2 separate regions of the Homo sapiens genome follow, and region 2 is linked to region 1. A link is an interaction called in ENCODE POLR2A ChIA-PET data of the cell type or tissue named here. Cell type or tissue: HCT116. All regions are shown on one strand. Links, peaks and the distances in the headings refer to the core of each region. The heading gives the core; the rest is flanking DNA. Region 1 has its middle 43 kb from the start of TBX4. Region 2 has its middle 23 kb from the start of NACA2.

What was found. Peaks named below come from ENCODE experiments on the same cell type or tissue, not always from the same donor. Only the 100,000 strongest peaks of a DNase experiment are listed, where the experiment ranks them.
Region 2: POLR2A ChIA-PET joins it to region 1 with 10 read pairs; 2 of 35 experiments call an interaction of 5 or more read pairs at or near these places.

The regions. Positions count from the first base shown.
Region 1 is chr17:61,489,461-61,501,461 of GRCh38, forward strand. No RefSeq gene overlaps it. Among named protein-coding and RNA genes, the nearest start is that of TBX4, 43 kb to the left of the region's middle. In HCT116, for the core only: no CTCF peak of the experiment used is centred there; DNase peaks (open chromatin) are centred at 5,961 and 6,241; H3K4me3 peaks cover 2,211 bases; H3K27ac peaks cover 4,644 bases.
Region 2 is chr17:61,562,005-61,574,005 of GRCh38, forward strand. No RefSeq gene overlaps it. Among named protein-coding and RNA genes, the nearest start is that of NACA2, 23 kb to the right of the region's middle. In HCT116, for the core only: no CTCF peak of the experiment used is centred there; DNase peaks (open chromatin) are centred at 5,517, 6,867, 7,445 and 8,427; H3K4me3 peaks cover 1,291 bases; H3K27ac peaks cover 4,761 bases.

The DNA.
Region 1 (12,001 bases), core at 3,705-8,704:
ATCTGCTGAATCGCTGCCCGGGTGGACAAAGGTTGACTTCTGGGCCTCCTCCCCGTGTTTGTTTTCCTCCCCTCCCTGGCTGTCCGCCTCAGACACCCTGCTCCTGCCCAGGCCTGCAATGCTGCTGTTGTTCAGGCTGGGGCTTTAGCATTTTCCACTCCTCCCTAGGTCCTCTCCCTGGGTGACGGCATCTGTTCCCACGGCTTCTCTCACCAACATATGCCAACGAACCTCAAGTCCGATCTCATTTCGGTCTCCTGATACCATCTTCTGGACATCTCTGCCAGAAAGAGATGTTAAGTCCTCCAATTCAGACTGGAACCCAGACTCTCCCTCCAGGCCTCCCTCACATCCTCCGTTTTGGTAATGGCACCACCAGCCAGCATCCAGTTGCTCAAGTCAGAAGCCTGGGCTTCAGCGCCAACTCCCTCCTCTCCCTACCTGCCCACCCCAAATGCTCACCAAACTGCAGATTCTACCTCCTAAAGATTTTCTACATCTCTACACGTTTCCTCTCTTCCAGCAGGCCTGGCAGTGTTTGCTATAACGGCAAATTCCTGGGTCTGGGCAGGCCAAGATGTCAGCTGTGTAAGGCTATGGAGCTTGGGGCTGCTGTGAACGGTCCTCCTGGGCCCTAAGCTGTCATTCACGGAGTGATGGTTTTCTGACATGTGGAGCCAGGAAACTGCCCAAGCAGCAGATGCGAGGCCACTCAATGAGAAGACTGCTGCCTTCATTGGCGACCTTGCTTTCAGCTCTGCGTGGCCTGAATCTTGTACTCTGGCTGCCACCTTGCGCGTGGTGAGGAAGCAGGGCACTGCTACAGGCCATCCCCCAGGGTCACAGGCTGCTGGAGAGGCCTGTTGCTTCCTAGGGGCAGGTGGGCCTGGGAGTACTGGATCAGGGTTTTCCAGCATCTGACCCCCAAGCCCTGACGCCTCTTTCTCCTTCAAAGGTTCCAAATGGTCTCTTCCTTCAAACCCTTCCATGGGAGGCCACTCAGTCTATGCCAAGATGGGACTGGCCTTCCCTCTCTCTCAAGAAGGGAAAAAAGCCTGAAACAAACCAAACTAAGGCCAAGAAGCCCCCAAATATGGCTCCTTGTGTAAAGCCTCTAGCACAGGGCCTGGCACAGGGCACGCTTTTGGGAAACAACAGTGCCCCTGCATCCTTCATCCCTTCACAGCCTGACCTCTCTCCCTCTCTCCAAGCCTAGCAGGTACCTGCACGGGCCATCAGACAGCAGAGGAGGAGCCACTCGTCAGCCTGCCTGAAGATAAGCTATTGAGCAAGACAAGTGTCTCAGCATGTGCTAATATAAACCTCCGGCATCGGGTGTAAGGAATTGTGAGACTCCTCCAGATATAACTGAGTGAATCATCTGTGGCATTTAGAGAGCACTGCTCTAATGGGAAGGTGGAAAGTGTACTCCTATTTTATGACTGAGCACATTGAGGCTCCTCTGAGACCCTTCCCAGATGTCATGCTTTCCTCTTTTAGAAACACCCTCAACAGGAGAAATGCTCATCCCAGCAAGAGCCACCAGAGACCCCCTGGTTCTGAGAATGTAAGGCAGCTTTGTGTGCCTCCTCCTTTTCCAGGCCAGGCAGGACAGTCCCAAGTAGGGCTCTTTGGAATTGGGAGCTGATCGAAAACGGGGAGGCCAATGGCCAGAGGGTCTTTGGAGGCTTGGTTGGTGAGTTCTGTAGAGGATCCTCCAGCATCAGGTTTGACAAAGTCTGAGCCAGGTTTTATTTATTTATTTATTTATTTATTTATTTATTTATTTATTTATGTTTAAACAAGTTCTCGCTCAGCCACCCACACTGGAGTGCAGTGGCACCATCTTGGCCCACTGCAACCTCCACCTCCCAGGTTCAGATGATTCTCATTCTTGTGCCTTAGCCTCCTGAGTAGCTGGGGTTACAGGCATGCTCCACCACCCCCAGCTAGTTTTTGTATTTTTAGTAGAGACGGGGTTTCACCATGTTGGCCAGGCTGGTCTTGAACTCCTGACCTCAGGTGATACGCCCGCCTCGGCCTCCCAAAGTGCTAGTATTATAGGTGTGAGCCACTGCGCCCGTGGGCCAGTTATCCTTTACGCCTCCTGGCTACCTGCAGCCTTAAGAGTTGATGACTTGGCCGGGCGCAAGATGACTTCTACCAAGGCGGGCGGATCACCTGAGGTGAGTAGTTCAAGACCAGTCTGGCCAACATGGTGAAACCCCATCTCTGCTAAAATACAAAAATTATCTGGGCATGGTGGCGGGTGTCTGTAATCCCAGCTACTTGGGAGGCTGAGGCAGGAGAATCACTTGAATCCAGTAGACGGTGGTTGCAGTGAGCCACAATTAGGCCACTGCACTCCAGCCTGGGTGGCTGAATGAGACTCCATCTCATAAAAAAATAAAAGAGTTGATGACTTAAGACCTACCTTGCTGCTGCTTCTTTTCTAGCCTTCTACCAAGAATAGGTGCTGAATTTTCCACTCTGATCTCCCCTTTTCCCCTCAGGGGTAAATGCTATCTCACTGAAGTAGATGTCTCAGCATCCGTGAGTTAGTGGCACCAACTCTGCCTCTTAAGCCAGAAATCCTGGGTTCGATACTTGGCTCTGTCACTTTCTGGTTTGTGCCTGTAAGTATAGCCATTCCTTCTGTGCCTGTCAATGCAATGGAGATAATATTGGAAATAACATCTGCTTCTTGTGATCATGGAGATTAAAATAACATATGTGAGAGGGCTTGGCACATTCTCTGTCCCTGATGTTCCGATACTAAACAGGAACTCAACAAATGCTGGTTCCCACCCTCCTTCCTTCCCCTCTTATGGAAGGGCATTGCTTTAGATTTCAGATTCAGAAAAGGAGGGTTGAATCTGAACTGAGTTTTAGGTTTCCCATCTATAAAATGAGAAAAGAAAAAGACATTTACACTGAGTTTGTTAGTAATCAGCCATCAGCCATTGGACTTGGCACTCTACTATATTAGGATTATTATATCTAATCCTCCCCACAACTTGGTAGGAGAGGCATTATCACCACTGCCTCACAGAGGAGGAAACTGAGGCTCAAGGAGGTGAAGAAACTTGCTCGAGGTTATGGGCTAAGGGTCAGAACTGGCTTCAAACCCAAGTCTCTCCAACCCAAAGCTTTCGCTTTTTTCTCTAAGATGCCACTACTGCTGCCATTATCACCACTACCACTGCGTGTTCTGTGCTGGTCTTGCCTTCTTCCCTTGTCCTCTGAGGCCACTGGACCCAATCGATGTGTATTTTTAGTGACTTTGAGTTTATTAACAAAAAGGAAACAAACATGTTGTAAAATAAGTTTATGACTTGAAGCATGCAAAATGGCAGAGGGTTACCCTTTTAGAGGATGATAATTTATAGTCACCTCCACCAACTCCAACCACCCATCCCCACTGGACCATGAACTTGGGTTGTCTTTTGCCCTCCACTTCACAGAGAAGGGGCTGATCAAAGGAGGGGCTGTCATTGCACTAGCTCTCGCCCTCCCCCTGTGGGTGAGTCAGCTCTGCCCAAGCTGGTAGAGTCAGGAAATAGTTCAGGTACCTCGAAAACAACTGTTTAAAGTGTCTGGGGGAAAATAAAGTGTTTTGGGGATGTCCCCAAGCCCCACTTGGCTTGGATAGCAAAGCTAGGGTGTCCTTTCCTTGCCTTTCCAACTCTTGGTCAAAATATGCTTCCTTGGGATGACTTAGAAGAGACTTGTTTGGGAATCACTTTTCTTTAACTTCCAGAATTCCTAACTAGGGTGCCTGAAGCAAGAGCTGGGTCTGGGAAATGACGCAGCTCCATGAGGAATGATGGAAACTATGCGAGCTGCTTTTAATAGCATCAAATATGGCACAGCACAGTCCTCCTTCTCCCTAGCCCCCACGTGCTGGTAGCCTGGCCCACATGCTCTGTGGCCCAGACTGAAAAGCCAGTGGTTGTCTCTTCAGGGCGGCTGTGGACCTGAATGTATGCGGGACACAACGTAGGAGGTTCAGGCATTAATCTCCAGTCTGTCCCATGAAAGACCCAAATGTAATTTTCTGGCCCAAGAAAATGAACCTTTGGCTTCTTTTTCTATCAGTGTAGAGGAGAGCACGGAGCTTGGGACTCAGCATGAGAAGATGTGGTCCTAGTCGCATCTGTCACATGCTGGCCGTGTCTCCCCTCTCTCTGAGCCTCCTTTTCTTCCGCACAGCTCCTCACAACGCTTGCAGCGCTAAAGGATGATGATTCCCAAATCATGTTTGCAATCACGAATTTCTCAGCCATGGCAGGGCTCTGTCTCAATCTATAGCAGACCTCTCTGGAGCAAAGTTAGGGACGGAGGAGGTAGAACTTCTTTCTCTATTTATCTTACATTTTAAACTTATTCTAATACTTTTCAAATATCGAATGTCTATATTTGTATAGTAGTACATATGTATAATTTGTAAATCAATTTGTAAATAAGATATTGGTAGCTTGTGCTTTAAGGTTTCTTTGTTTGTTTGAGATGGAGTCTTGCTCTGTTGCCCAGGCTGGAGTGCAGTGGCACCATCTCGGCTCACTGCAACCTCTGCCTCCCAGGTTCCAGCGAGTCTCATGCCTTAGCCTCCTGGGTAGCTGGGACTACAGATGCACACCACCACGCCCAGCGAATTTTTAAATTTTTAGTAGAGATGGGGTTTCACCATGTTGGCCAGGCTGGTCTGGAACTCCTGGCCTCACATGATCCACCTGCCTCGGCCTCCCAAAGTCCTGGGATTACAGGTGTGAGCTACTTCGTCCAGCCTTAAGGCTTTTTGCTGAAGGGAGGTGAGATTTAAAAATGTATGGAGACCACAGGGGGATGGGGAAGTCAACATGAGGCTCTGCTCACAGGCTGGGACCTCTGCCATTCCTGTCATGCCCTGGGCTCTCCACCGTCCTCCCAGAGGTGGATCACCAGAGCTCTGGGTGGAGAGGCCAGGCCCAGGAGTGGAAAGAGAAGAGGCCTGGAGCTTCACTCCTCATTAGATGCCTGCCTAATCTCTGTGAGCCTGTCTCTCCACGTTAATTAGGGGCAATAAAATACTCCTTATCTTTCAAGGTTATAGAAAAGATTAAATGAGACGATAGAGATGAAACGTGTGCTCAGTTCAAGTTGTTCCCCTTCCCCCCACATAATTTGCCTGTCTGCACGGGACTCATTTTAGATGTCTAAAAGAGTGAGATTTTTCTTTTCTGGGAAATTCTGTTTATTGACTTTATTGCGTCTCCTGTCTCACAGTTAAGCCTCCTTTACCAGACGCCAAAGTCCAGATCTACGTGCGGTTAGGTGCACAAGGCCAGCGGCAGGAGAGTGACGCTGGGGAATTCCTGCCTGGTCCTCCCAGCCCTCTGAGCGCCCCCCACTGCCAGGGGTTTGGGGCTCATCCAGGACACAGGACAGCATTCAAGGACACTTAGAAAAGAATGTGCCTCCAGCAGGTCAGCCAGCCATCCTCACTAGTGCCCCCAGGAAGGGATGGCTTGAGCTTTGCTGCCTCCTTCCAAGTCTGTTGCCACACTCGGTGACACTGGGATACATCTATTGTCAAAAGAAAGTCCCAGCTTTGTTGCTGTGTTTTTGGAGGCCTTGGGCAAGTCCCTCTATCTTTTTTGGCTTCAACATCCTCTGTTATAAAAAGGGATGAGTAATATCTGTGTTGCCAACCTCCTGGCCTTGGTCCACAGGCCAAATGAGATGCTTCTGAATGAAAATACGTAGTAAGAAGTGAAAAGGATTGCGATGAGTAAGCTTCTTGTTGGTCCAATCAGTGCCAGTCCATGCTCATTTCTTCTCGAAAAGACCCACTGATTTTTATAGGGTAAGGAGGGGGAATGATTGGCAAGGCACTGACCAATCCCATTAGCTCTGAGAGGGGGATGATTTAGCATCACCTGCCTTATCAATCTCCCTGCCCCGCCTGCATCCTCGGCTTTTGGGGAGGTCAATTTCCGGCACACACAGAAAAGCCTGTGGCTGTGGCCGGGAACAATTGGCCACAGTGCTCCTCTCGTGTTGATCCTTTCATTTCCTCCTGCCGGGGACAGCGGTTCTAAGTTTCGCGCTACTCTTTTGGACTAATCGTTTACAACAGGCCTGAGCACTCAGCCCCTCTCTCACTTTTGCTGTCCAGCTACTGCTCTGTATGGCAAGGTCGCTAATTGGGACGTGATCCTGGCCAAATGGCAAGAGAGATTCAAGGAACCGGTTCCCTGGACCTCAAATATCCTGCCCCCAACTTTACAGCTCAGGCGGCCACGGAGGAAGCGTGAGTCATACTTGAGAGGTGAGGCCGCGGCTTAGGAAAGGCTTCGGCAATGACATTTTTCACGCTTTTAATAAACCCCTGTATTATTAGAACTTGCCAAAGCTGAATTTAATGAAAGTCTTAGGCCCTAAGGCCTGAATTTTTCTTTTGTATCGCAAAATGAAACCAACTGGTTCAATTCAAATTAACCCCAGAAAATGTGAGGGCTTTATATTTCTTTCTTTCCCCCCGCCTTTCTTCTCTCTCTCTTTCTCTGCTCTCTCATTTTGAAATTTTGCTGTGATTACAATCTCTTGGAAGAAAAGGAAATGTACAGGAGGAAGAAGAAATCAAACATGAGAAATATATTCAGATAGTTACAACTTTCTCTATGGGACTCCTTAAGCAGAGTTACCCATCACTGATACAAGTTCATATGAGAATTTTTTAAAGGAAGAGAATGAAAAGGCAAAAAATAAAGAGGTCCTCTCAAATTGTACCAGAGACACAATAGGATTTAACATTCAATTTTATGAAAGCTCCTTCAATTAGACCTGCTAAGCATCAGTCTTGTGCAATACTGGTGCCCCCCAAACAAACAAACAACCATTTCAGAAATAATAAAATGACACGTTCTTTATTTTTCAGATTTCTGAGGCTTAGCCCTTGGAAACTACCCTGGGGGGGCGATATTAGGGGTGGTAAAGTAATGTGCCACTGGGCACCTGGCCTTCAACTATTCAGAAGCTACGGTGGCAGGAAATAGCTCAGCGGCAGCTTCCGTGTTTGCAGGAGCTAATGAAAAGACATCTTTTTTCCCCCTCACAGCTACGTTCATAAACAAATGTTCACTATCCAACCTTCACTCCCATTTGGCACATAGTTCCCAATAGAGCAGGCCTTCAAATGCCTCCTTGTCCTTTATGGAGCAGAAAGGTACAAGGGCTCAGCCTTCAAGGCCTTCCCCGCGGGCCTTCCTGAAGGCAGGTCAGTCAGCCTCAGGGGGCACACGACCCCCACTGGAGCTACTGGACTAGAAAGTTACCCAAGATGTGGGGAGGGAAACGACTGTAGATACCCTGCCTTCAGCATCTAGAGGCAGGCAGTCGAAGGGGGCTGGGAAAAAACCCAGGCCCAGAGCTGCCTTTGTCTTGGCTGATTCCTCCTTTTGGGAATCAGGCTCAGCTCCGATTCCTGCAGGGAAGTCCCTGCTTGGCATCAAGGCTGGCCTCAGGCATAAGATCCTAATTATTTGAATGGTATTTGTTTTCATAGCTCTTTTTTTTTTAAAAAATGTGTCCAGGTCGATGGCATTTTAATGCCTTATTAAACAGGGGTTTTACAGCAGTCTGTCTGTTCAGTCTCTGGGCCCATGCCTGCACTTTGTGTGCAGGGATTTTATCTTTCCTGCTGGCCGAAAATATTTTCCGAATTCCCTATAAAAGTTTTCGAGATTTCCTAAGACAAATAGAGCTCCACCAGCTCTAAAATGACCTTGATGCCGTCGGAATTATATTCAGACACAGGCTTTCTCCCCTGTTTACACAAAGAACTGAACCTCACTTGTACTCATGAACTGCCGTTATGAGGACACCAAATTTGCTCCACAAATGTGCTGGTGCATAAAAACACAACTGTACCTGGGATGGCTCACCAGAGTCCCATACTTTACTGGTTTCTTCCATCCTCTCAGATGGCCGCCTTGGCTTTGAAGGCAGCATCAATAAAGCCTGTCCTGGATGCAGTTTCCATAAGAGTGGGCAGCAGCTCCCAGCTGAGGGAGCAGCCAGGCCTGTAGTGGGAACATGGCTGTCGTGAAGACCACAGAACCCACCCCTTTTGTTTACTTGCAAGTGTTTAAACCTTTGTGAAAATGAAGTCTTTTCAGAAAGAAGCTGGATTTAGAAAATATTACCATAAGCCACAAGTCAGGCTACTTAGTGTTATGGAAAAAACCTAGAACAGACATGGGTTCAAATCTCCTTTCTGACATGCTGTAGGGTGTGATCTTGGGCAAAATAAAAATAAAAAATAGTACCAGGTTCTTTATTTTAAAAAATGGGGAAAATTATATATGTATATGTCTCAGGGTAGTTGTGAGAATCGATATGAAGTAACGTGGCTGGGCGCGGTGGCTCATGCCTGTAATCCCGGCACTTTGAAAGGCCGAGGCAGGTGGATCACCTGAGATCAGGAGTTCGAGACCAGCCTGGCCAACGTGGTGAAACCCCATCTCTACTAAAAATACAAAAATTAGCTGGGCTTGGTGGTGGGCACCTGTAATCCCAGCTACTTGGGAGGCTGAGGCAGGAGAATCACTTGAACCTGGGAGACGGAAGCTGCAGTGAGCCGAGATTGTGCCGCTGCACTCCAGCCTGGGCAACAGAGTGAGACTCCGTCTCAAAAAAAAAAGAAAAAGAAAAAGAAAAAGAAAAAGAAATGAAGTAACGTATATAAAGCACAGAGGGCAATGACTGGCAAGAGTAATTGTAAATAGTAGCTACTATCTCCATTTCCTGAGGGTCCTTAGGACTCAGATGAGCAGAAGCACAGCCACTGTGTGTCCTGAGGCTTTGATAAAGATTCTGGAGGTGGGAGGGGAAAGGAGGTCTCAGAGACTGAGTGTCAACTCTGGGCCAGATACAGTGGTAGGCGGTGAAACTAGAATTTAAATTCCAATCTGACTCCAAGATCTGCAAGGGCTGGTTCCACTATGCAGATTGGGGAAAGTGTTGAAATTAAACATGGGGAATTATGTCAGCTGCCTGCAACACAGCCTAAGCCTGAACCAGGCCAGATGGGGCTCATTTTGTGTAGGTAGCATTAAAAAAAAAACCCTCCAATAGTAACTGTGTAGCCACCAGGAAGCTCCCTCTGAATTTCTATTTTGCTAGGTCATTTTTCAGCATTACCCTTTTGGTGGTATTTCACTAAAAATGCCACATTTAGTATTTAAGACAGACAGACAAATACCCTGGGAAGGAGTTTGTAGGGATGTCCAGCCCATTCAGAACATTCCTGCTTATTCCATGTCTGCTGGTGTTAAGCACGTCACAACCAAAGATGGAGGGTTGTCTGATGGCCGCAGTACAAAAGGACAATTAACCAGGGGTCATGTTTATGCTTCTATGGTTAGAACCAGTCATTTATTTAACTAAGACTTTCCACTTTCATGGAATCAATGAATACTCTGAATTTCAAGGACAATTGTATGTTTCATTCCTTGAAACTCTATTTGATTCTTTTTCAAGTCAGCTTAGTCTTAAAAATTATTGCTTTTTCTGATGTTCACAATCTCTTCTTTTTTGTATTTAATTATCTTAAACAATTTTAAAATAATCTCTAGATGATAATTCTGTTATCTGAGGTTCTTGTGGGGAGGGGTGACTAATCTAACTGCCATTTATTGGGTCTACTGATATTTCACAACAGATATTTATCTTTTATTGTTTTATAATTTTATGAGAATTCATCCTAAGCTAGGCTTTATCTCCTGTCAGATTCCTTCAGAAAAGTTTTGCTTGCTTTTGAAGACTAACCTTTTATGTTGATTTTTAGTTCGGAGATTTTTAGACTATGCAGGAAGTATAAATTCAGACGCCAAAGCCAACAGAGGACAAAATTTCTTTGTCTTATGCTGAGCGAGAGGGTTTTTTTTATTTTGATTTTTTATTTTTATTTGAGACAGTCTCACACTGTTGCCCAGGCTCAAGTGCAGTGGCACCATCTCGGCTCACTGCAATCTCTGCCTCCTGGGTTCAAGCAATTCTCGTACCTCAGCCTCCCAAGTAGCTGGAACTAGAGGCTCACACCACCACACCCAGCTAAGTTTTGTATTTTTAGTAGAGACAGGGTTTCACCACATGTCACCCACGCTGGTCTTGAACTCCTGACCTCAAGTGACCCACCTGCCCTGGCCTCCCAAAGTGCTGGGATTATAGGCGTGAGCCACTGCTCCTGGCTGGCGTGGGAGTTTTGGGGGGTTTCAGCTATTCATAAGTCTCAGTATCGACTCCTTTAATTTCTTTTCCCCACATGTCAGTTAAGACTCAAGCTCCTGGCTGTTTTGAAGAATAAAACTGGAGGGGTCTTATACTACAAGAGGACTTATCATAAAGCCATAGCAGTTAAGGCTGGTGCAAAGGTAGATGAATGGGCCACTGAACAGAACAGAAAGTCCAGAAACAGATGCACACACATATGATACCTGAATTAGGAAAAGGGTGGCATTGCAGTGGAAAAGGATGGTGCTGGGCCAATTGGATATCCCTATGGAACAAAATGAAATTTGAGTCCTGACTCATACCATACACAAAAATAACTTTCAGATTGTTTGTGATCTATATATGAACTGAAAACAATAAAATATTTAAAAGAAAACATAAGATAATATCTCCATGACCTTAGGCTAAGCAGAGATTTCTTAAAGAGGACACAAAAAACACTGTCATAATTGAAAACTGACAGATTGGTCTATATTGAAATAAAAATGTATGTGTATCAAAAGATCCACTAAGATAACAAAAAAAAAAAACAAGCACAGAATAGAAGATATTGAAGACTCAAATCCAGAACGTATTTTTAAAAACTTCTGTAAATCAGTAAGAAAAATGCAGACAACCCAATAGAAAAATGGGCAAAAGACTTGTAAGGGCTGTTTGCAAAAGAGAATACTCAACTTGCCAAGAAACATATGAAAAGGTGCTCAACTTCAATAGCCATCAGGAAATTGCAAAGTATGACTGCAATACTGCTATACTCCCACCAGAATAGCTAATAAAAGAAGGTAATACTGAGTGTTAGTGGAACTTTCATCCACAGCTGGTGGGAATGTAAATCGGTACAACCACTTTGGAAAATTGTTTGTTAGTATCTACTAAACTGTCAGGATCCTATAACTATGTTTAGTAGGAACATAGCCTATGACCAAGCAACTTCCCTCTTAGTTATATCCAAAAGAAATGCACACACATTCTTTACAAAAGGCATGTATAGCATACTAACAGTGCATTATTCATTATAATACAAAAGTGGGAACAACCCAAATGTTCATCTGCAGTAGAAAGAATAAATAAATTGCGGAATTCATACAGCAGTGGGAATGAATCAGTTACAACTAAATGCAAAAGCATAGCTAAATCTTACAAACATCATGTTATGCGAAAGAAGCCAGGCTTAAATGAGTACACACCTCATGTTTTCATTATACAAACTCCAAACAGGTAGAACTCCTTCAATGTTGTTAGAAGTTAGAATAGAGATTTCCTTGGAGGGATGAGTAGTGACTGAATAGGTTACAAGGGGGAGCCTCTGGAGTGGCGGTAAAAGACTGTTTCTTGGTATGGGTACTGGTTACATGGTTGTGTTCACTTTGTGAAAATACATCCAGGTGTACAACTTTAACTTGAGAAAATTTTTGAATGCCTGTTACACTTAAAAAAACTTTACTCAAAATAAGTTTATTTTTAAAAGATAATCTTCTGGGTGATGTGGCTCACCCCTGTAAACCCAGCATTTTGAGAGGCCTAAGTGGGAGGATCACTTAAGCCCAGATGTTCGAGACCAGCCTGGGTAACATAGAGATACCCCATGTCTCCTAAAAATTTTTTGAAAATAGCCAGTCGGAGTGGCACACACCTATAGTCCTAGCTACTTGGGAGGCCGAGGTGGGAGAATCATTTGAGCCCAGGAGTTCAAGGTTGTAGTGAGCTATGGTTGCACCACTGCACT
Region 2 (12,001 bases), core at 4,754-9,753, 74 kb after region 1:
ATCACTCTATTTTCTCACCTAACCTCCCCACAGTCAGGACGTTTGGAACTCATATCTCCCTATTTCCGCTAAGCTGTGGTTCCCAATTTAAGACTTTAAAAAATATCTCTGGCTGTAATTCGCATGCTGTAATTCTTCAGAAGAGGATGTAATTCTGGAATTTCTTATTTAAAAAGTAATGAATTAATAAGAAACTGGATGCTTCAACTTCTAAATCACAATCAATTTTTTCATTGGTTTCTTATACTGATTACAGCATTCATATATGTACACATGTACCTTCAGTATATGTGTGTGCTTCTATTGTTAAACCCATGCGTATTAAGGAGGCTACCAGGTTATTTATAGGTGCCAATCCTGAACGTCCTCACTTGCATGACAGGTATATTTTGCTTTGTAACACTTTCCTTTGGTTCCAACTGGAATAAACCCACTTTGTGTTTGCTTGTTTGTTTGTTTGTTTGTTTGTTTTTGCGGTGGGAGGAGTTGTTTCTCTCTCCCTCTCTCTCTTTGAGACAGGTCTTGCAGTGTTGCCCAGGCTGAAGTACAGGGGTGCAATGATAAGTTACTGCAGCCTCGTTCTCCCAGCCTCAAGTGAGCCTTTCTACCTCAGCCTCCTGAGTAGCTGGGACCACAGGCACATGCCACCATGCCCAGCTGATGATTTACTTTTTGTAAAAATGGGGTCTCCCTATGTTGTCCAGGCTGTTCTTGAACTTCTGGGGTCAAATGATCCTCCTGCCTCGGCTTCCCAAAGTGCTGAGATTACAGTTGTGAGCTACCATCCCCAGCCAATAAACCCGCTTTGATTAAGGCAAATATAGTTTCAGACACAAGCGATGTAAGTGGGAAGGTTTTCGTGACAAAATTCACCTCTAGTGAGGACACACAGACAATATTTGTTTGTTTGTTTGTTTGTTTGTTTTGAGACGGAGTCTTGCTCTGTCACCCAGGCTGGAGTGCTGTGGCACAATCTCGGCTCACTGCAACTTCCACCTCCCAGGTTCAAGGGATTCTCCTGCCTCAGCCTCCTGAGTAGCTGGGATTACAGGTGCCCACCACCACGCCTGGCTAATTTTTGTGTTTTTAGTAGAGACAGGGTTTCATCACGTTGGCCAGGCTGGTCTCGAACTCTTGACGTCACGATCCGCCCGCCTCGGCCTCCCAAAGTGCTGGGATTACAGGCATGAGCCACTGTGCCTGGCCACAATATGTATGGTAATATTTGAGAGGCAGCATAGCATCATGGTTAGGTTTGTAGAAAAATTGTGCAGAGTCCCGAATACCACTTGCCTCAGGTGCACAAAGTTTCTCCTATTATTAACATTTTGCACCCAGTGTGATACATTGTTACAACTGATGAATCAATATTGACCAATTATTATCAAAATTCATAGTTTGCATTAGGGCTCACTCTTTCTGTTGTACAATTCTCTGGGTTTTGACAAATGCGTAGTGTCATGCATTTACCATTACAGTATCACACACAATAGATTAACTGCCCTAAACATCCTCTGTGTTCCATCTGTGAACCCCTTCCTCCTTCCAGCGAAACCAATGATCTTTTTACCATCTTACAGTTTTGCCTTCCCAGATGTGATATAGTTAGAATCATACAGCTGGCTGAATCATACATTCAGCTGGCTTTTTTCACTTAGCAATACGCATTTAAGATACCTCCAAGTCTTTTGGTGGCTTGATAGCTCTTTTTTTTTCTTTTTTAACAGAGTTTGTTTTTTACAGTAGTTTTAGTTTCACCGTAAGATTGAGTGGAAGATACGTATATCTCCTGGTTCTTTTTCAGTAATTGCTGAATAATATTCCTCTGTATGGATGTACCAGTTTATCCATTCACCCTTTGAAAGTCTTGCTTACTTTCAATTTTTGGCACTTATGAATAATGCTGCTATAAACATTCAGAGCATTGTTGCGTGCACATGCAAAATACTTAGAAGAATACTTGTGCTATAGCAGTACTATGAGCCATTACCTTATTTTAAAGATGAAAAAAGGCCGAGCATGGTGGCTCATGCCTGTAATCCCAGCACTTTGGGAGGCCAAGGCGGGTGGATCACCTGAGGTCAGGAGTTCAAAACCAGCCTGGCCAACATGGTAAAACCCCATCTCTACTAAAATACAAAAATTAGCTGGGCATGGTGGTGGGTGCCTGTAATCCTAGCTACTCAGGAGGCTGAGGCAGGAGGAGAATTGCTTGAACCCGGGAGGCAGAGGTTGCAGTGAGCCAAGATTGCATCACTGCACTCTAGCCCGGGTGACAGAGTGAGACTCCATCTAAAAAGAAAGAAAGAAAAAAAAGATTTAAAAAACAGTTTCAAAGATTTGCCCAATGGCACTCTGCTAAAAAGTAGTAAAGTTGTAAACAGGAAAATATACCTACTGAACTATATATGTTTACTTAAAAAGACCTACCAATACATGCATTCTGTTCAGCTCCACTGATGATACAAAAATGAAGATATGTCCTCTATATATACATGCATAATCTCAATATAATATGCTGAATAGAGAGTTTTTTTGGAGACAGAGTCTCACTCTTGTTGCCCAGGCTGGAGTGCAATGGCACGATCTCGGCTCACTGCAACCTCCGCCCTCCCAGATTCAAGTGATTCTCCTGCCTCAGCCTCCTGAGTAGCTGGGATTACAGGTGCCCGCCACCACGCCCGGCTGATTTTTTGTATTTTTAGTAGAGACGGGGTTTCATCATGTTGGCCAGGCTGGTCTCCAACTCCTGACCTCAAGTGATCCACCCGCCTTGGCCTCCCAAAGGGCTGGGATTACAGGTGTGAGCCACCACGCCTGGTGGGACTTTTAACTTCAACCTAGAACCTCTAGAGAAAATGATGCCTGAATTGGTCCTAAAGAATGAGGAAGAATTATCCAGGCAAAGATGGGAAGGGCCATGCTGGCAGAGGGAACACAATGAGGAAAAAAGACATCAAAGGTATGAAACAGCATGTTGTGTGTATGTAACAGTCTTTTTTAAAAAAATCCAATATTGCTAGAGCATCAAATTCTATAGCAGAAGGAGAGATGCAGAAGATAAGATTGAGCAAGACATGGGGGGTGGGAGGGGAAGACCTCTTACATGCATATTAAAGAGCTTGGACTTTATTCAGTTGGTAATGAAAAGCCACCAAGACTTTTGAGCAGGAAGTGTTAGGCAGATTGTTTCCGGGGCAGTGTGGATAACAGAGGTAAGAGAAGGCAAGGTTAGAGACGGGCAGGATGCCCAGCTGGGAAGCAAACTAGAATGGACGTTTGAATTAGCATTAGTAGTAGGGATGGTGAGGTTTGCCCTTAGGCTATGTCTATAGGGCACTGACAAAACCTGGTGAAAAGTGAAACTGTTAAAAACAGTTTGCATGGTATTCCATGGTGCATATGTGCAGCATGTCCTTCGCAGGGACATACGTGAAGCTGGAAGCCATCATTCTCAGCAAACTAACACAGAAACAGAAAACCAAACACCACATGTTCTCACTCATAAGTGAGAGTTGAACAATAAGAGTACATGGACACAGGGAGGGGAACAACACACACCAAGTCCTGTCAGGCAGTGGGGGGAAAGGGGAGGGAGAGCATCAAGACAAATACCTAAGGCATGCAAGGCTTAAAACCTAGATGACGGGTCAACAGGTGCAGCAAACCACCATGGCACATGTATATGTATGTAACAAACCTGCACTTTTTGCACATGTGTCCCAGAACTTAAAGTAAAATAAAAAAAATATATATATATACAGTTTGCAATGATAATACACAGTAATATATCACCAATTTAATAGTTTTTTTAAAAAAATAACTTTTTCAATTGTAGACAATTTACCTGGCTATAATTTTGACATCAAAAACATGTATAATCCTAATACTATATTAATAGATGCAAATATTAAATCAACTGTAAGCTCCTTGAAGGCAGTACCTTTTCTTATATTTATGTAACACAGTACATGGCCCAGTCTTGAGTATGTAATAGGCATACTATAAAAACTTGTTGAGTAGTGAAGCTTAATTATTATGTTAATATCTTATAAGAAGACATTTATGCAGCCAAAAAACACATGAAAAAATGCTCATCATCACTGGCCATCAGAGAAATGCAAATCAAAACCACAATGAGATACCATCTCACACCAGTTAGAATGGCAATCATTAAAAAGTCAGGAAACAGCAGGTGCTGGAGAGGATGTGGAGAAATAGGAACACTCTTACACTGTTGGTGGGACTGTAAACTAGTTCAACCATTGTGGAAGTCGGTGTGGCGATTCCTCAGGGATCTAGAACTAGAAATACCATTTGACCCAGCCATCCCATTACTGGGTATATACCCAAAGGATTATAAATCATGCTGCTGTAAAGACACATGCACACATATGTTTATTGCGGCACTATTCACAATAGCAAAGACTTGGAACCAACCCAAATGTCCAACAATGATAGACTGGATTAAGAAAATGTAGCATATATACACCATGGAATACTATGCAGCCATAAAAAAGGATGAGTTCATGTCCTTTGTAGGTACGTGGATGAAGCTGGAAACCATCATTCTCAGCAGACTATTGCAAGGACAAAAAACCAAACACCACATGTTCTCACTCATAGGTGGGAATTGAACAATGAGAACACATGGACACAGGAAGGGGAACATCACACACCGGGGACTGTTGTGGGGTGGGAGGAGGCGGGAGGGATAGCATTAGGAGATATGCCTAATGTTAAATGACGAGTTAATGGGTGCAGCACACCAACATGGCACATGTATACATATGTAACAAACCTGCACGTTGTGCACATGTACCCTAAAACTTAAAGTATAATAATAATAAAATTAAAAAAAATTTAAACAGTTATATGTTAAATAAATTACAAATAAAAGTGAAATTGGGAACATTTACAAAAAAAAGAAAAAGTATAATTTTGACTATAATAAAGCTTAATCTTAGTGTATGATATAGCTAACAGATGTTAGTAAATTTATCTAAACAGGAGAAATTCTAAAAGCAAAACAATTATTCTCACAGTGGCAAATAATTACTTTCCAAATTACTTTTATGGAATTTTTTTAAAAAACAAAAACTAATAAAGATGTCAAGAAATTTCCAGAAACTGAAGCTATACCTTTAAGAAAAGTTGCTGCAACATATCTGGGAAAGAAAACCTTTTCAGAGACATGATCAAAGGATTACCGTGTTCAGTATAAAAAGCAACAGGCACACCTGCTGAAATACTAGTTTTCTATTAATGTTTACAAGGTATTAGACTCTTTAGTATTTTTCTTACAGCTCTTCTATAGGATGAGAAGTCGACAAAAAGTTATCTCTTTGTGCCTTTTGAAAATTCTACATCTGTCTAGAGGCTGAAACTTCTTTTGCGTCTTTCTTTTGTTCTGTTGTACACACTGGTGAATTTTTATTTAAGTGACTCACTATTGATGTGACTTGTGAAAAGTTCAGCATAGTTGGCAATTAAATGAAGGCATTTTAGAAAACATTACAACTTTTGTGTTAATGGGTGTAACCCAAAAGATGGGTCTAGTGAATATTCTCTTTTATGTATTATGACTCCACCACATTAAAACCAGAGGATAAATAAACACTAAAAACACTTTTAAGTACAAGGTATTATCAAGCAAAAATCATTGATCTTGTACCTAACATGCTAACAATGATCAAACAATATCACTTATGAGTAAGAGTACAGAATGAGCAATACTGCATTCTACATAAATTGTAAATCGCTTGAGCTCATTCAAAAAATATTTTCAATTTGCCTTGAACTTCTTTTCACTGGAAACAATTACCACTAGGAACTATTTTGTCTATGCAAACTAAAAATGAAAATGAAGTGAAAACAAGCTGAAAAGTTCCTTAACAAACATCTGTTTTTCTATAGATCTGATAGGTTGGATATTTTGAAACATTTTAAAGCTAAAGGGAATTTCAAACACCCTAGATTAACATTGAAATTGACTTCTCTACCTGGTTTTTAAAAGTGTTGATCTCTGAGACAAGAAGCCACATGCTAATTAAACCAGGTTTCATTTCAATTAGAAGTTCAAAGAAGAAACACATTTTGGAAGGTATTACAAAGTTACGGTTACTAATCTACCTGAGAACTATCTTTAAGAGGTAACTTTGTTTTCTTTTAAGTGTTTCATGTGCATTTTTGTTACTCAAAAGCAAACCTATACCTGAGATGTCTTTAAAAAAAAAAAAAAAAGACAGGGTCTGGCTCTGTTGTCCAGGCTGGAGTGCAGGGCGCCATCACCGCTCACTGCAGCCTTAAACTCCTGGGCTCAAGCCATCCTCCCGCCCCAGCCTCCCAAGTAGCTGGGACTACAAGCACATGCCACCATACCCCGTTAATTTTTTTTTTTTTTTTGGTAGAGATGGGGGTCTCACTATGTTGCCCAGGCTGGTCTCAAACTCCTAGGCTCAACCAATCTTCCTGTTTGGGACTCCCAAAGAGCTAGGAAGACAGGGCTGAGCCACTGTGCCAGGCCTTTAGATGTCTTGATCTGTTGGTGGGAAGCGTTCCTCACCAACCTCCACCTATCTCCGTTTTTTTTACTTCCAGACTCAATACCCACGACAAAAAAATGCCAAAAAGAGATATTACAAATGTGCAAGTCATTACTACAACCACTGAAAATAGAATGTTTCTACAGGTTCAGCTTTAGCTCATGTATCTCCTCTGTGTTTACCTAACCAACCACACCTATGTGGACATAGTGATTCACAGGGAAAAATAATAACCTGTATTTAAGCATAAAGATCAACAACAGAAATACCACCCAGGGAAATACTGTTATGAGTGAGGTCATGAGGTGCATTTAGCCTGAAAGATGCATAAACGAATTGCTAACCTAATGGCTCAGGTGCCAGAGAATACTAATTGGAGCCAGACCTCAAGTCAATCTTTGAGGCCTTGTAATTGACAACGTCGAGCACTAAAAGTAGGAACGTAGGAAAGGAGAGGATCAGGGACATGCGTCACGCTCGAGGCCAGAACAAATGTCCAGTCTGCATCAAAAGAGAGGTTGCCTTTGTGAAGTCCACAGGTTATGAAAAGTAGCTATACTTGGGGGGTGAATGGGGGTACCTGAAGCATATATAAAACTGTCAAACACCTACGCTTCCCCTTGATAAAATTAGTTTCTTAAGCAAATATTGTTGAAGGCTAAGGACTGGTCTGAGAATACAACTGTTGTAAGTTCTGACCTAATGATACTAAATATCTACAGATTTAGTGTGTACATACTAAATATGTTTATGATCCTGCCAATACTTTTTAATGCTTTGTGTCTTATAGCTTAAATTCTATAATCCCGGTTGTAACAGAAAAACATGCAGAAGGCATTATGACTATGTCACATATGACCTTGATTATTAGAATTTTCAACTGCTCAAATAATTAAACAGGGCTGTACTGGAGATGGCAGGACAATCAAGGGAGGGAGATCAAGTTATGAGACATTTGTGAAAGTCTTTTGATGGCTTACAATTACATAACAATTTTACAATATATTTAAAATATTGAAGAAAGAAAGCAAAATACAGTGAGATAGGTATGATGTCTTTTATAGAATTTGTTTGTTTGTTTGTTTGAGACAGGGTCTTGCTCTGTCACCCAGTCTGGAATGCAGTGGTGCAATCACGGCCCACTGCATCCTCGACTTCCTGGGCTCCAGTGATCCTCCTACCTCAGCCTCCTGAGTAGCCAGGATCACAGGAACGAGCCACCACACCCGGCTAATTTTTGTATTTTTTGTGAAGACGGAATTTCACTATGTTGCCCAGGCTGGTCTCAAACTCCTAACCTCAGGTGATCAGCCTGCCTTGGTCTCCCAAAGTGCTGGAATTACAGGCATGAGCCACTGCACTCAGCCAAAAATTTTAAAATTATGTAAAGCAATATTACATATTGTTTATAAATTCAAATATGTTATAAATATATAAAAATAAACGGGACAGATTCATACACACCAAATTTGCTGAAGCCAGTATACCAAAATGTTAACATCTGTAAAATCCACTCATTGGTTGATTGACATTTGAATTGTTTCCATCTTTTGGCTGTTATGAATAATGCTGCTATGAAGTTTTGTGTACAATTTTTTGTTTGATTACATATTTTCAATTCTCTTGGGTAGGTACTTAGGAGCGGAATTGCTGGATCACATGGAAATTCTAGAACTTTCTGAGGAACTGCCAAACTGCTTTCCCCAGCAGCTGCACCATTTTATATTCCCAGAAGCAATACACAAGGGTTCCAACTTCTCCACACCCTCACTAGCCCTTGTATTTTCTGTTTTTTAAAAATTATACCCATCCCAGTGGGTGTGAAGTGGTACCTCCTTGTGGTTTTGCTTTGCATTTCCATAGTAACAAGTGATGCTGAGTATTTTTCATGTGCTTATTGGCTACTGCCTATTCAAGTCCTTTGCCTATTTTTTAATTGGGTTTGTTGTTGTTGTTGCTGCAAGGTAAGATTTTTTAAAATATATATTCTGAATACTAGATCCTTATCAGATAAATGATTTGCGAATATTTCCTTTCATTCTTTAGGTTGCCTTTTCACTTTTTTTCTTTTTTTTCTTTCTTTTTTTCTCTCTCTCTTTTTTTCTTTTTTTTTTTTTTTTGTTGTTGTTGCTTTGTGTGTGAGAGACAAGGTCTTGCTCTGTTGCTCAGGCTGGAATGCAGTGGTGTGATCATGGCTCACTGCAGCCTCAACCTACCTGGCTCAAGTGATCCTCCCGCCTCAGCCTCCCAAGTAGCTAGAACTGCAGGCACGTGTTACCATGACACCCAGCTAATTTATTTCTTGTTTTTTGTAGAAATGGGGGCTCCCTATGTTGCCCAGGCTATGGCCTCCCAAAGTGTTGGGATTACAAGCATATGCCACCGTGCCCAGCCTTTTCACTTTCTTAATACTGTCCTTTGATGTACAAAGTTTTTTAACTTCGATAAAGTCCAATTTATCTATTTTTTGTTTGTTTGTTGCTTGTGCTTTTGGTATCATATCTAAGAATCCATTGCTAAATCCAAGGTAATAAAGATTGACACCTAAGTTTTCTTCTAAGAGTTTTATAGTTTTAGATCCTACAATTAGGTCTTTGATCGATTTTGAGTTTGTTTCAATATATGGTGTGAGGTAGGGACCCAACTTCTCCGGCATATGGATATCCAGTTGTCGCAGCACCATTTATTGCAAAGATTATTCTTTCCCCATTGGAATGGTCTTGGCACCTTTTTCAAAAGTCCATTGACTATAGACACATGGGCTTATTTCTGTACTGTCAATTTTATTACATTGAGCTATAATCCTCATGCCACCATGAATAAGGATGTACACACTCTGTACAACAAATTGTAAATGCTTTCATAGTGATACTGGGTCATTACTGTTAGTATCAATTGTATTGTGCAGTAACAATGCCACCTCAAGGTCTACCAAAATAAATGGGTTATTTAACTTCAAAGCAAATAATCCCAAACTGGTATTTTTGATTATTTATGTTTTATGTGGCTATCCTTCTCTTGCTAAGAGTTGTATGTTGCCCTACAATCAGCATGCCTGTCATACTTGCAATCTCATTTTTCCCTTCCTAATTCATTATCTTTAATACCTCTGTGAATTCAGATAAGTGGGTTTTATTCATTCAATAAGCACTTTGAGTGTCTACTATTTTGGCTTATGAGGAATTGCAAGTGACTTTCATACGGGATGGTGAGTATGACAGCACTCTCAATTCAACAGGTGTACACATACACAGCTCATTGTAAAACAAAATGATAAATATGCTAATAAAGGTGGGAATCATGTCATGGGAGTATAAAGAAGAGAACATTCATTTAATGCAAAGAGATAGGAGAAGGTTTCATAGAGGATGTGACATTTAAACTAGGCCTTGAAAGATTAATTGAATTTTGTCAGATCCTGTCAGATTAAGAAGGATAGGAAGTACATTTTAGGGAAACAGAACATACCATATTCAGGCAACAGTAAGTAGTCCAGTGTCACTACAGTCATGGTAAAAGGTAGTGGGATGAACAGGCGCTGTGGCTCAGCCTATAATCCCAGTACTTTGGGAGGCCTAGGCGGGTGGATTGCTTGAGCTCAGGAGTTCCAGATCAGCCTGGCCAACATGGTGAAACCCTGTCTCTACTAAAATTACAAAAATTAGCCGGGCCTGGTGGCACACACCTGTAATCCCAGCTACTCGGGAAGCTGAGGCAGGAGAATCGCTTGAACCTGGGAGGCAGAGGTTGCAATGAGCCAAGATCACACCACTGCACTCCAGCCTGGGTGACAGAGCAAGACTTGGTCTCAAAAAATAAAAAAAATAAAAATAAAAAGGAGAGAAACAGACAGATGAGCGCAGGGTTAAGAGAACAGCCATGAACACAGTACTATGCTAAGAAGTTTGAGCTTTATTATGAAGGCAACTGGAAGGCAGTAAAGATTTTTGTTTGGAAAATGATGTGATTAGTTCTATTTTAGGAAAAAACTGAACTGGTAGTGGTGAGACTGAGGACAGAGGGAGTTGAAAGGTTAATTCTTTTTTTCTTTTTTTGAGACAGGGTCTCTCTCTGTCACCCAGGCTGGAGTGCAGTGGTGTGATCACAGATCACTGCAGCCTCAACTTCCCAGGCTCCAGCAATCCTCCCACTGCAATCCTCCCACCTCAGCCTCCCAAGTAGCTGGGATCACAGGCACGCACCACCACGCCTGGCTCATTTTTGTGTTTTTTGTAGAGACGGCGTTTCTACAATGTTGGCCAGGCTGGTCTCGAACTCCTGGGTTCAAGCGATCTGCCTGCCTGGGCCTTCCAAAGTGCTGGGATTATAGACATGAGCCACGCATCCAGCTGGGAGGTTGATTTTTAATCAATATGTGAGATGATGAGGACTTGGCAATGGGAATAGTTTTGTGATTTATAAAAGTAAACCACCGGAGTTAGAGTTTGAGGCACTTTCTGATGGGTAAAGTGCATAAGAAAGTCACAGTACACAGATTTTGAGATGCTCCTCTTGGGGGTCCTATAAGGAAAGAAACCATTAAAAGAGCGCGGGCTTTAGAGTCACCAGGGTCTCAACCCTGACCCTGCCGTTTCTTAGTTGCTTAACTATGAGCAAGTTCCTTAGCATTGTAAAGACATATCATAGAACAGGTACATTGCAACTTCTGCCTCCTAACTTCTTGCAATTCTCCTCCCTCATCCTCCCAAGTAGCTGGCATTACAGGTGTGCGCCACCATCCCCCAGCTAATTTTTGTATTTTTAGTAGAGATGGGTTTTCACCATGTTGGCCAGGCTGATCTCGAACTCCGGACCTCAAGTGATCCACCTGTTTCAGCCTTGCAAAGTGCTGGGATTTCAGGTGTAAGCTACTGCACCCGGCCAAGGTACATTAATATTAACATCACAGGGTTAATGGGAATCAGTGACTGAGATGATATGAATAGTATTCAATAAATGTTAGTTTTTGTATTTTTTCCCCTCCCAGATTCTTCACTATACTTTTGGTGGTTGAGGGTGCCGTATAATTGACCTTGAGATTTAGCATTATTATAACAGTTTTTAGGTTAATTAAGGGGTTGATGAGAATGGTGACTCTGATGCTTCCCTTTGAACTTGACACAATTCTTTTCTAAATTGTGCACTTTAGTGTGGCAGCTGGTTGACACTTAAGGTGCATGCCATGCTGTTTTTGGTTTCTGCTGCCCCTCTGTTTGGAATGCCCTTCCTCCATCCCTTCCAATAGGCCAGGTTAGCTCACCAGGCTCAACTGAAGCCTCATCTCCTTCAGGATGCTTCTTTTCTCCTCTACCCCAGGTAAGGTCTGCCTTCTCTGGGTCCCCGTGTTGTTGTATAATACAATGCACTAAATGCAGTGACAGAGTGCCCCATATTTCAATGACCTGTGTGTGTGCTGGGTTCCCCTTGTGGATGACAAAGGATCAAGAACTGTGTAT